Linked DNA regions of Mus musculus: region 1 is linked to region 2. Evidence: chromatin loops called from intact Hi-C (ENCODE). Cell type or tissue: heart. All regions are shown on one strand. Links, peaks and the distances in the headings refer to the core of each region. The heading gives the core; the rest is flanking DNA. Region 1 holds the start of Yy1 (YY1 transcription factor). Region 2 holds the start of Wars (tryptophanyl-tRNA synthetase).

Region 1 (5,334 bases), core at 335-5,334, 100 kb before region 2:
AAAGCAACTCCCTGCAATTTCACATGGCAACAGCTAAAGAGAAAGCAACTCCCTGCAATTTCACATCGCAACAGCTACGTAGTGAAATGTGGTTACAAACACTACCATCAGAATGTAACTGACGGGGAGATAGACAGACAGACATGAATATGACATAAAGTAGAGGGGCTAGCTGGGGAGAGGAAGAGGGTGAGTGGGAGTGGGAGCAGGAGTGGAGAGGTGTATGTTTATTGACATAACTGTATATGTATGAAAAGTCGATATGAAACCATTATGTACCCATTGAAAGACACTGTATGAACAAAGAAACATGGAAGTTAAATTATGATAAAATTCCAACTTTCCTTTATTTATGAACAATAGTCAGATTCATTCACAACAAGCCATTTGATCTAAGAGAAAGAATTTGACAAAGGCTGTACAAAAAAATAAATGAAATACTGAATAAATGGTGTTGGTTTACAGACATGATATGGAATGCTTCATGTATAGTCAGATTATTTTACCCAGATACAAACTCTAAACCTAATAATATATGTGTTGGTTTCAGGGGTGTATCTCTTTTGTAGTCCAGATGTTAAGATCTAAAAGTAAGACAAAGACCTCTAGCTTCTACAACTAAAAAAGTACTCCACTTTTTCCTGTCTAGCTCTAATAGTTTCAATTCTATATTGAGGAAGAGCCCAAATTATTTGAATGAATTATTCAGCAACTAAACAATAACCTAAATGCATGATCAGCAGGTGTAGCGCTGCACGCACTGCAATTCCAGCCCTGGAGAGACTGAGGCAAAGGACGGCTGTGAGTTCAAGACAAATCTAGGCTCCATAACAAGACTGTCTCCTGACTGATTTCACAAAGGAGCCAAATTCTTAGCTGTTACACAAATAGCATGAATATAGAGCTTGAACCAATCTCAAACTATCAAATGTAGAAATATGGTACAGTCAGATTTTTTGTTTTGTTTTTGAGACAAGTTGTATGTAGCCCAAACTTCCCTGTAACTTTGGGTGATCCTTCTGTCTCAGCTGCCTGAGCCCTAGAATTACAACCATGAGCCACCATGCTTGTCTACAAACATTTAATAACTGGCCTGATTTCACTCAAAGGAAGAAAGAGGCTGGGTCTGGTAGCACATGCCTTTCTTTAATCTTACTCAAGAGGCAGAGGCAGGTGCATCTCTGAGTTTGAGGCCAGCCTGGTCAACATACCGTGTTCCAGGACAGCAAGAAATATATAACAGACACACACACATCCCTTTTGTTTGTAGATGTGTGATAATATGCTTATCTAGTATACATGACTCACACAAGTAAATTCTCAATAAATTCAGCTTGGATAAACCTGAGGTATCAGGTTCTCTTTAACGGACAATTTTTTTTTGTCCACTCTTACCCCCCAGCCTTCCCACATTCATACCTTAAATGCATTTAAAGTACATTTCAGAAAAATGGGAAATGACAGCAATTTCAGAGACATCAAAGCTTCTGCTCATATAGGTGGGAGGAAAACAAATGCCTTTTTTTTTTTTTTCCCTTTTGTTTGGTTTTTCGAGACAGGGCTTTTCTGTGTAGCCCTGGCTGTCCTGGAACTCACTCTGTAGACCAGGCTGTCCTGGAACTCAGAAATCCACCTGCCTCTATCTCCCAAGTGCTGGGATTAAACGCGTGTGCTACCACTGCCCGGCAAGAAATGCCCTTTAAAATGCATGTCAATAATCATTTGTCTTCATGCCGAGATTAAGGGATTCAAGGTAAGATGTTGTAGCACAAATGTGTATCTTCAAACCTAGGAATCAGGAGCAGAAGAAAGTTTTGGGATAGAGGGGGCTATGTAGTTAACCTAGAAACGAGGTATTTCAGAAAACTATACACGTAGCCAAGGCTGGCTTTAAACTCCTGACTTACCTCCCTCTCCAAAGATTAAAAACCTGCACAAGGACACCTTGCTAAGTATGTTTAAAATTATAAGATGCCCAACTGTTTAAGTTTGGCCTAAGATGCATGTAATGCATTTAGAATACTCTCCTGCCTCAACACTAACAACTCCGGTAGATAAAAGTAATCCAGAATATTCAACAGATGAAGCTGACCGTTAAATCTAAGAAACAAATAAGATACACTTGGCTCAAATTTTCGGTTCTTGGAAAAAAAAAAGGCAATCTAACTTTATGTTGCTTTAAACCACACCTGGTCTATCGAAAGGAAGCACAGAAGAAACACTTCACTACAATGTATCTTAAGCAATTTGATGATTTGAACAAGGAAAACCTAAGCTGTTACTTATAATAGGGAAATCACAAAAGACATGGAATTTTCAAAGAGCTAAATGCAAAGACTATTTAAAAGGAATATTTTTAAATAGTCCTTTTCGGCAAAAGGAATGTTTATGAGCGAGGAATAGGCGAAGCCTGTGTCAAGTTATTCAAAGATAGAAGGGAGTTTTCAGAAAGCTACAATAGTGGAGTCGCTCGACAGGAGCAGCCAGACCCTTCGTTCCAACAGGCACCCAACGGCTGGGTCTCCGGTTTCCGCGGGTCATAAAAGAATAACGGACACACTTCCAACGGTGAACCCTAGGCTGCGCGCGCCGCTTCCGCTTGCCGCGGTCGCCTTCGCGCGCCGCCCACCGGCACGCGACCAAAGAGCCCGTGGCAGCACACGGTCGGCTACGCCGTCCGTGCCGCTACCGCACGAGACCCCGAGTAACGAGTAAAGGCAAAACGAACGGGAAACCAAAAATCAAGCACAGGCGTTTCTCGTCAGAGCAGACTTTATTGCGGCCACGCGGCCGCCGGTCGCACGCCCCGCCGGCAGCACGCCAGCCCCAGGCGCGCGCCCCCCTTCACCCCAGCTCGTTACCGTGCGCCTGGGTCGCGCGGAAAGTTCGCCGGCTCCCGAGGCGTAAGGCGCAGCGCCGACGCCCCACTCCTGTCAGCGACTGGGGCCCCGGAGCGGCACTTTTGTCACTGTTGCACCGCGGACGCCGGGGTTCGCGCGACGCCGAGCGCCGTAAGGCGACGGCGGCGCGGAGCTGACGTCACGCGCCGGGGGGGCCAGCCAGCGCGCGTGCGGGCCGCCACGCCCCCTACCCCAGCGGGGGCCCCCCCAATCGGGAGGACCCTGGTTGGGAGTAGGCGGGGCCCCGGCGCCTCGAGGGGCCCTGCGATTGGTAGCGAGGGAGGAGCGAGAGCCGGAACAGCGAGTGGGGAATCGGGGACGGGGCGGGGCCGAGAGCCCCGCGGAAGTCTCGCGAGGCCGAGCCGGAGCAGAGTGTGGCGGCGGCGGCGGCGGCGAGATCTGGGCTCGGGGTTGAGGAGTTGGTATTTGTGTGGAAGGAGGCGGAGGCGCAGGAGGCAGGGGGCAGCGTAACGCCGGCCCGGAGGGCGGGAGGAGGCGCGGCCACAGCCAGGGCAGGCAGCCGAGGCGAGGCGAAGGCAGGCGGGGAAGCAGGACAGGCAGCGGCCGAGCGAGCGAGCGAGCCAGCGCGGGGCGCACCGATCTCGGGAGGCGGGGAAGCCCCGCGGCCGCCGCGCCCGCCCCTTCCCCCGCCGCCCGCCCCCTCTCCCCCCGCCCGCCCGCTGCCTTCCTCCCTCTGCCTTCCTTCCCCACGGCCGGCCGCCTCCTCGCCCGCCCGCCCTCCCTCCCGCAGCCCAGGAGCCGAGGCCGCCTGCCGCGGCGGCCGTGGCGGCGGAGCCCTCAGCCATGGCCTCGGGCGACACCCTCTACATCGCCACGGACGGCTCGGAGATGCCGGCCGAGATCGTGGAGCTGCATGAGATCGAGGTGGAGACCATCCCGGTGGAGACCATCGAGACCACGGTGGTGGGCGAGGAGGAGGAGGAGGACGACGACGACGAGGACGGCGGCGGCGGCGACCACGGCGGCGGCGGGGGCGGCCACGGGCACGCCGGCCACCACCATCACCACCACCACCACCACCACCACCACCCGCCCATGATCGCGCTGCAGCCGCTGGTGACGGACGACCCGACCCAAGTGCACCACCACCAGGAGGTGATCCTGGTGCAGACGCGCGAGGAGGTGGTCGGCGGGGACGACTCGGACGGGCTGCGCGCCGAGGACGGCTTCGAGGACCAGATCCTCATCCCGGTGCCCGCGCCGGCCGGCGGCGACGACGACTACATAGAGCAGACGCTGGTCACCGTGGCGGCGGCCGGCAAGAGCGGCGGCGGGGCCTCGTCGGGCGGCGGTCGCGTGAAGAAGGGCGGCGGCAAGAAGAGCGGCAAGAAGAGTTACCTGGGCGGCGGGGCCGGCGCGGCGGGCGGCGGCGGCGCCGACCCGGGGAATAAGAAGTGGGAGCAGAAGCAGGTGCAGATCAAGACCCTGGAGGGCGAGTTCTCGGTCACCATGTGGTCCTCGGGTGAGTGCAGGCGGCGCGCCGCCGCTCGGGATGTTTTTGTTTTGAAGGGAAGCCATGTTTTATGTGTGTGATGGGCGCCGCCATCTTCTCCGCCCGGGCAAGTATGGCGGCCCCAAAAGATGGCGGGGGCGGCGGGCCGCGAAGATGGCGGCGCGGGGGAGGGGCGGCGCCCGGCTAGGCCGCAATGGCGTAGTTTGTGCGAGCGGAAGCGGGCTGGGGCGGCGGGCGGGGAGGGAGGGGCCAGCGCCCCTCCACGCCCGAGCCAACGGACGTGCGGCGGGGCCGGTTGAGGGCGCCGCCCCGCGCCGGACCACCCGCCGGGCGTTGACAGGGCCGTGGCGCAGGGCGGACGCGCGCCGCTCCCCCGCCGTCCCCCGGGGGCTGTCGGGGCCCCGCCCCGCTCGGCTCCGCTCAGCTCGGCCCCCTCGGACGCGAAGCGTCTCCCCGAAGCCCTTCCCGGAGCGGGCGGCGCATAGCCCCGCCGCAGCTGCCCCGCGGTCACGCTGGCCCAGGCCGTCGCCGCTGCGGGGCGGGACTTGGGTGGCACGTAGGGCGCTCGTGTGCGGGTTCGGCGGCCGTTGGAACCTGTCACCCGCGCTGCCAACGCGCTCCTCGCCTGATCGACCTAGAACGGGAGTTAGGGGAAGGAAGAGCCACAGCATTTCAGCGGCCTTTACGCGTTGTGAATTTTGTTTTTTAAGTCGTGGGCCCTATGCAGACAGACTGGGCTGGTTTACACAGCTTAGGATATTTGCCAACAAACTAATAAAAATCGCTTAGTTATCAGTATCTCTGGTCTTGTTTTCCCCCACGAAAAGAATAAAAAAAGTGGATAATTTGTTTTACTGATTTAATACGCCTTTTAGCGAAAGTCAGGAAGCCTGTGTAGGGCACCGAAGAGTTCCTTCCCCGCATGAGTAAACTCAAGGTAGAGCCCTGGAAAGGCTGTTG
Region 2 (5,370 bases), core at 187-5,186:
CCGTGGGCAAGTAGCGTTCCTTCTCTGCTTCTCTTTAGGATTCCTCATCTGTGAAACGGGCACCAGGGGCTTTACAAACACTTCGTACAGGGCAAAGAGATCCTACAGGGCAAAGCCCAGGCGGTGGGAAACGATGACAGGCTGGGTGGGCGGCGCCGCCGCAGCCTCCCGGTCCCTCGTGGTACAGGTGCCCAGAGAACAGACAGCCCGGTTCCGAGCTGGATCCTCGGGGCGCGGCGCCGGGGCGTCAACCGAAGGCCCCGGCGCCACCTCGGCATCCCTCCCTCGCTCCCGGCGCAGTGACCACCCCCTCCTCACTTACCGGCGGCCCCCACTTCGGCCCCACCAGTCAGCACCCCCAAGTTCAGCCACCGGTACCTCTTGGGCGTCCGTGGAAACACCAGCCGGCTGGAATAACTTCCGGTCTCGGCATGCCGCTATTGGCTGTCCAGGCAGAGGAGGGCAGAGACCATCTCCGATTGGCTGAAATTGCTGGCGTCGTGGTGGAACGCGACTGGGCGGCCCGAGTGCTGGCCGGACCGTTGTAGGGGTGGACCAAGAGCTTCCGTGTGTGTGTGTGTGTGGTGAGCGGCGGGCCCGGGAGGGAGGGGGCCGGGATGTGGCGGCCGCATGCTTCTCGCTTCTTAGCGCCGGGCTCAGCTCGCCGCTTGCCTTCCTGTTCTTCCCGTTCATTCCTAGAGTGCTGTGCTCTGAACTCTTTACCCATTAGTGTTGACAGCTTGGCTAACTTACTCATCCTTCAAAACCCGTGTCTGTTTTTTGTTTCCCATCCTGTATCCATGGCCTCTGGGGCAAGATCCGTGTGAATTTCTACCCACATCAGATCTATCATAGTGCCTAACACAGAGTAGGAAACTAGGACCCGTGTGTTGAACGGGAAAATTCTGTCTTTAACTTTCCCAGTTCCCTGCCCCATCACCTTGCTGTCTGCAAATTCATCCAGATTGAGGCTTCTTGGACAGTGAGCTAAGCACACAGGACACCCTGCCCCATGTATCCGTGCTCCCTTTAGCTTTTCAGTATTCGACTTCAGTCCTCAGTCCTCTTTTTCCCCCATTTAGCCTCTTCCTCTTGGTTTCACCTCCCCCCCCCCCCCTTTCTCATGGCATTTTTTGGACTTGGGTACAAGATGGCTACCATCATCTCCTAAACGGTGTGCATCTCTCTCAGCCGTCTCCCTTCATATATGTTTTCTTGACTCACCCTTGACTCCTCTTCATTGGTATTGGTTCTGTTTTAGTCACAGTATTGTGAACACCTTAGTTCCCTCAACCTCTTCAGAGCGTCACACTGGTGTAGTCTCTCTGAGACCTGTCTCAGCTCCAGAAAAAGATGCAGTCTTGGGCCCAGCTACCCTGTATCCTTTTCCTTTTGAGTTCACAAGTCCACGACATCGTCTGGCTCACGAGTCAGGGATGTTTTTGTCTTTCTATGGCTTGGGAGTGTGATGAATGAAGGACATCATTTACTGTTTTGCCTACTGTGGCAGATGTTGAGTGAGAGAATGAAATCTATGTGTGGTGCATCTGGTGTCCAGTCCCTTGCTGTCGTTCATTTTCTATCCCCTGTGGAGCTGATGAGCCACACTGTCCTCAGATCTGCTATAGGCCTCTTTTGTGAGTCTACCCTGCAGATAACCGTGTAGCTTAAAACCCAGGCTGTGACCGAGCTCTATATAGTATGGTGGTGGGAATCAGATGGGTTTCATTTGAGGAACCAGGAGATTGGCCTCAACTCCCTGCTGAATATGTAGAGATCAAATTATTTGCAGAGCATGGGTCTATCTCTGTGTGGTTAGTCTCTAGTGGGATCTTAGTTTGGTTGGAGAGTGGAAAGCTGGTTTTAGAAGTCCTTTTTCGAAGATGTTTCTAAATGTGGACATTGTTACCTGCCTGGATTCAGCTGCTGGTAGGAATGATAGCTACAGGCATTGGATGATGAGCAGACTTGTATGGCAGTGGGATTCTTAGGGCAAATAATGCCATTAGGGGACAGATGTGGAAGGCTTTGAGTGGAATTTTGGAGCCCAGTGTGTGATCTGACATGGTGATATATACTTGTAATGCCAGCACTCTGAAGGCTGAGGCAGGAAGACTGGACTAAGACCAGCCTGGCTTACATAGTGAGTACTTGTAATGGGCTAGGGAGGTTCATCTGTTAAAGACACTTGTTTTGAAATCATGAAGACCAAAGTTTGGATCCCAGCACCCATGTAACAAGCCATTTCACACTTGCTTGTAACTCAACCTGTAAGAGGTCACAGACAGACTATGTCTCGAATAGATAGAAAGTGAAACAGCACAGGACTCCATCTTCTGGCCTCCTTGTATTTAGGAGAACAGGTTTGCACATTCGCATAGGCATGCATACACTTACACAGCAAACACACAAGCATAAAAAAAGAAGCGGGCTAGCTGGTCCATGGCCCAGGCTTGCACTTTGTCCCACTCCACCCTCTGCTGGCTGAGATATGCTCAGCATCCTTATTTTCTTTCTGTCTGTACTCACAGAATTAATACTGAGTTTTAGACCAAAGCAATTCTTACTGAGAACTAGCTGATAGAAATTTGTGAATGCTCAGAATTCCAGGAAAAACTTTTGAATGGAAATTTAGTACCCTGTGAACCTATGCATTTGGGGTGAAACAAACAGATTTGGATGCCATGTTTAGAATTGCTCTTGCCACAGTTGGGTTGACTGGTGACTTAGGACCCAACCTGGGCTTTGTACGTGCCCGGGCAGTACTCTGCAGTTGCTCTGTTTCTCTGGACACGGATTTTTTCTTTTTTTTTGTTTGTTTGTTTTTAGAGACAGGGTTTCTCTGTGTGACCCTGGCTGTCCTTGAACTCACTCTGCAGATCAGGCTGCCTCGAATTCAGAAATCCACCTGTCTCTGCCTCCTGAGTGCTGGGATTATAGGTGTACATCATCATCTCCAGGCTGAGGTTGTTTGTTTTTAAAGACTGGGTCTTGCCTAGGTATCCCAGGGTGTCCTTGAAGTCATAATCCTCCTGCCTCAGCATCACGAATGCTAGGCTCAAAGGTGGGTGCTGCCATACCCAGGTCCCTCTTGCCCTCGTGCTCTTTTTCTACATTCTCTTTTTTCTTCTCTTCTGCTTTGCAGTGCGGAGGGGCAAACCCAGAACCTTGCATGTGTTGACAAGAATTCTGTCAGCGAGCTTTAGCCCCAGCCCCACAGAGGTTTCCATTTAAAAAATTATCTGTAAAACCAGGAAGTGGAGGCCCAGGCCTTTAATCCCAGCACTAAGGAAGCAGAGGCAGAAGGATCTCGGTAAGTGTGAGGTCAGCCTGGTCTACAGAGCAAGTTCTAGGATAGCTGCAGCTACCCAGAGAAACCCTGTCTGAACACACACACACACACACACACACACACACACACACACACACACAGTAACTAATTATTTCTATTTAGTAGGAGACCCATTTTTTTTTTACTATTACTTGGGTTTTTATATATTATGTAATATTTAAATTAGGGTTAACATACATACCTTGTCAAATATCATTCCCCCCCCCTTTTTTTTTAAAAAACAAACAAACAAACAAACAAACCTTTTATTGTATACATAACTGGGAGACAGCATGCGTCTTAAGGCTCACATGCTGAGGTCAAGGGAAATTTTTCATGAGTTGGTTTTTCTCTTTCCACTGTGTAGGTTCCAGGGACTGAGCTTAGGTGTGATGACGAGTGCCTTTAATCCACCGAGTCATCTTGCAGCCCAAACTATATTTTTTAGTTTCCCCTTTTAAAAAGGTATGTTTCCTATTTTTAATTGCGCGCATGCACCTATCGTTGGTGTGTGAGCTTGTACATGCGAATGCAGGTAGTCATGGAGCTCAGAACAGGGCATTGGATCCTCAGGAGCCAGGACTGCTGTGGCTGTGAGCTGCCCAGGGTGGGTCCTCTGGGAGAGCAGTACACGCTGCTAATCACTGAGCTACCTTTCCTGCGCCAAACATAATTTCTCTATGTTGAAATATCTGAAATCCTTTTCTATTCTGTATGTGTTTGTGCTTGTGGAGTTTGACGTCTTTGAGCTTCAAGGGGACATCCTGCCCCGAAGTGCAGAACGACTCGCGTTATTAACGGTTGCTAACTCTAGATCTTGTTTACTTCTAGGAAGTCACCTTTGTGTGACTGTATGGCCTCGCTGGTGGCATATGATGATTCTGACTCCGAGACCGAGGCTGACCCTGCCAGAAGTGGGGACGCTGCAGGTCAGATAAGTGACGCCTCTGGTATGAGCAGGCCGTCTGGGATGGGGTTTGCATCTAGCACAGTGGGCGTGACCAAAGAGGGGGCACAGCACACAGGGAACTCTCCTAATGAAGACCCAGGGATGCAACGTCTGCCGCTGGCTCGGCTCTGGAGAAGTGACCCTGGGTCTTGTCCCAGCCAGAGGCTACAGTGGCCCTCAAAGGAACCTGATACCACTTTCCCTCCCAGTGAGCCTCCTCGTCCTTCTCTGTGGATGAGCCGGGCTCCAGTCGGCCACGTGCCCCTAGCAGCTGCCTGTCTTAAGCCACTAAAACCTGCCTGGGACGTCCTCAAACCTTCTCATGATCAAAGCACATTTGAAAGCACAGCTGGAAATGCCAGCTCTTCTCAGAGGAAAAGGGGTGAGGACTGTGTGCTTCCCTATATCCCCAAGAGGCTAAGGCAGCTGCAAGCGCTGAATCCAGAAGCAGGTGGGGGCAAAGATGGAGAGCCCCCGGGACCTCCTGCAGGGTGTGCCCCGGCCCCACTCTGTGTGGCTCCCACAGTGTCTGAGTTCATCCAGCCATATTTGAACAGTCAGTACAGAGAGACTACGGTCCCCAAGAAAGTGCTTTTCCACCTTCGAGGCCACAGGGGCCCGGTCAACAGCATTCAGTGGTGTCCAGTCTTTTGCAAGAGCCACATGCTTCTCTCTGCTTCCATGGACAAAACCTTCAAGGTAAGACAAGGGAAAACAACTCCCAGTGGCTCTTAGGTGTAAGCAACTGGGATACTTTACTGATTCGAGTCAGGCAGGCAGTGGGTGGGCACAGGCTACACACACTCTTTGGGAATTTCTGTAGTTCTCTTTGGTACATTGGAGAGAGTTCTCTATCATCAGCCTCAGATCTTTGGTCTTTCCTGCCTCATTCCTATCTTTTCCAACACTGCCTTGCCATAGCACTATACAGTATTAATAAATTATAGTATGACTAGATGATAAACATTTTACTTCATTTGCTAGTAATATACATGTATTTTAATTTCAAGACAGGGTTTCTCTGTGTTGCTTTGGCTGTCCTGGAACTTGCTCTGTAGACCAGGTTGGTCTTGAACTCACAGAGATCCTC

Evidence for each region. Hi-C counts contacts between places; a loop is a spot of excess contacts. Peaks named below come from ENCODE experiments on the same cell type or tissue, not always from the same donor. Only the 100,000 strongest peaks of a DNase experiment are listed, where the experiment ranks them.
Region 1: it touches region 2 in a loop (4-fold over the local background); 9 of 42 quality-filtered maps call a loop at or near these places.

The regions. Positions count from the first base shown.
Region 1 is chr12:108,789,709-108,795,042 of GRCm38, forward strand. It overlaps Yy1 (YY1 transcription factor), which reads left to right and starts at 3,589. Exons shown (of 5, transcript NM_009537.4): 1 at 3,589-4,383. The coding sequence starts at 3,705. In heart, for the core only: CTCF peaks have their summits at 2,581 and 3,358; DNase peaks (open chromatin) are centred at 2,643, 3,203, 3,923, 4,773 and 1 weaker place; H3K4me3 peaks cover 3,851 bases; H3K27ac peaks cover 3,450 bases.
Region 2 is chr12:108,893,747-108,899,116 of GRCm38, forward strand. It overlaps Wars (tryptophanyl-tRNA synthetase), which reads right to left and starts at 428. Exons shown (of 10, transcript NM_001164314.1): 1 at 323-428. Wdr25 (WD repeat domain 25) reads left to right here and starts at 526. Exons shown (of 7, transcript NM_177602.3): 1 at 526-567; 2 at 4,163-4,979. The coding sequence starts at 4,185. In heart, for the core only: a CTCF peak has its summit at 2,483 (motif pointing left); a DNase peak (open chromatin) is centred at 475; H3K4me3 peaks cover 1,272 bases; H3K27ac peaks cover 1,090 bases.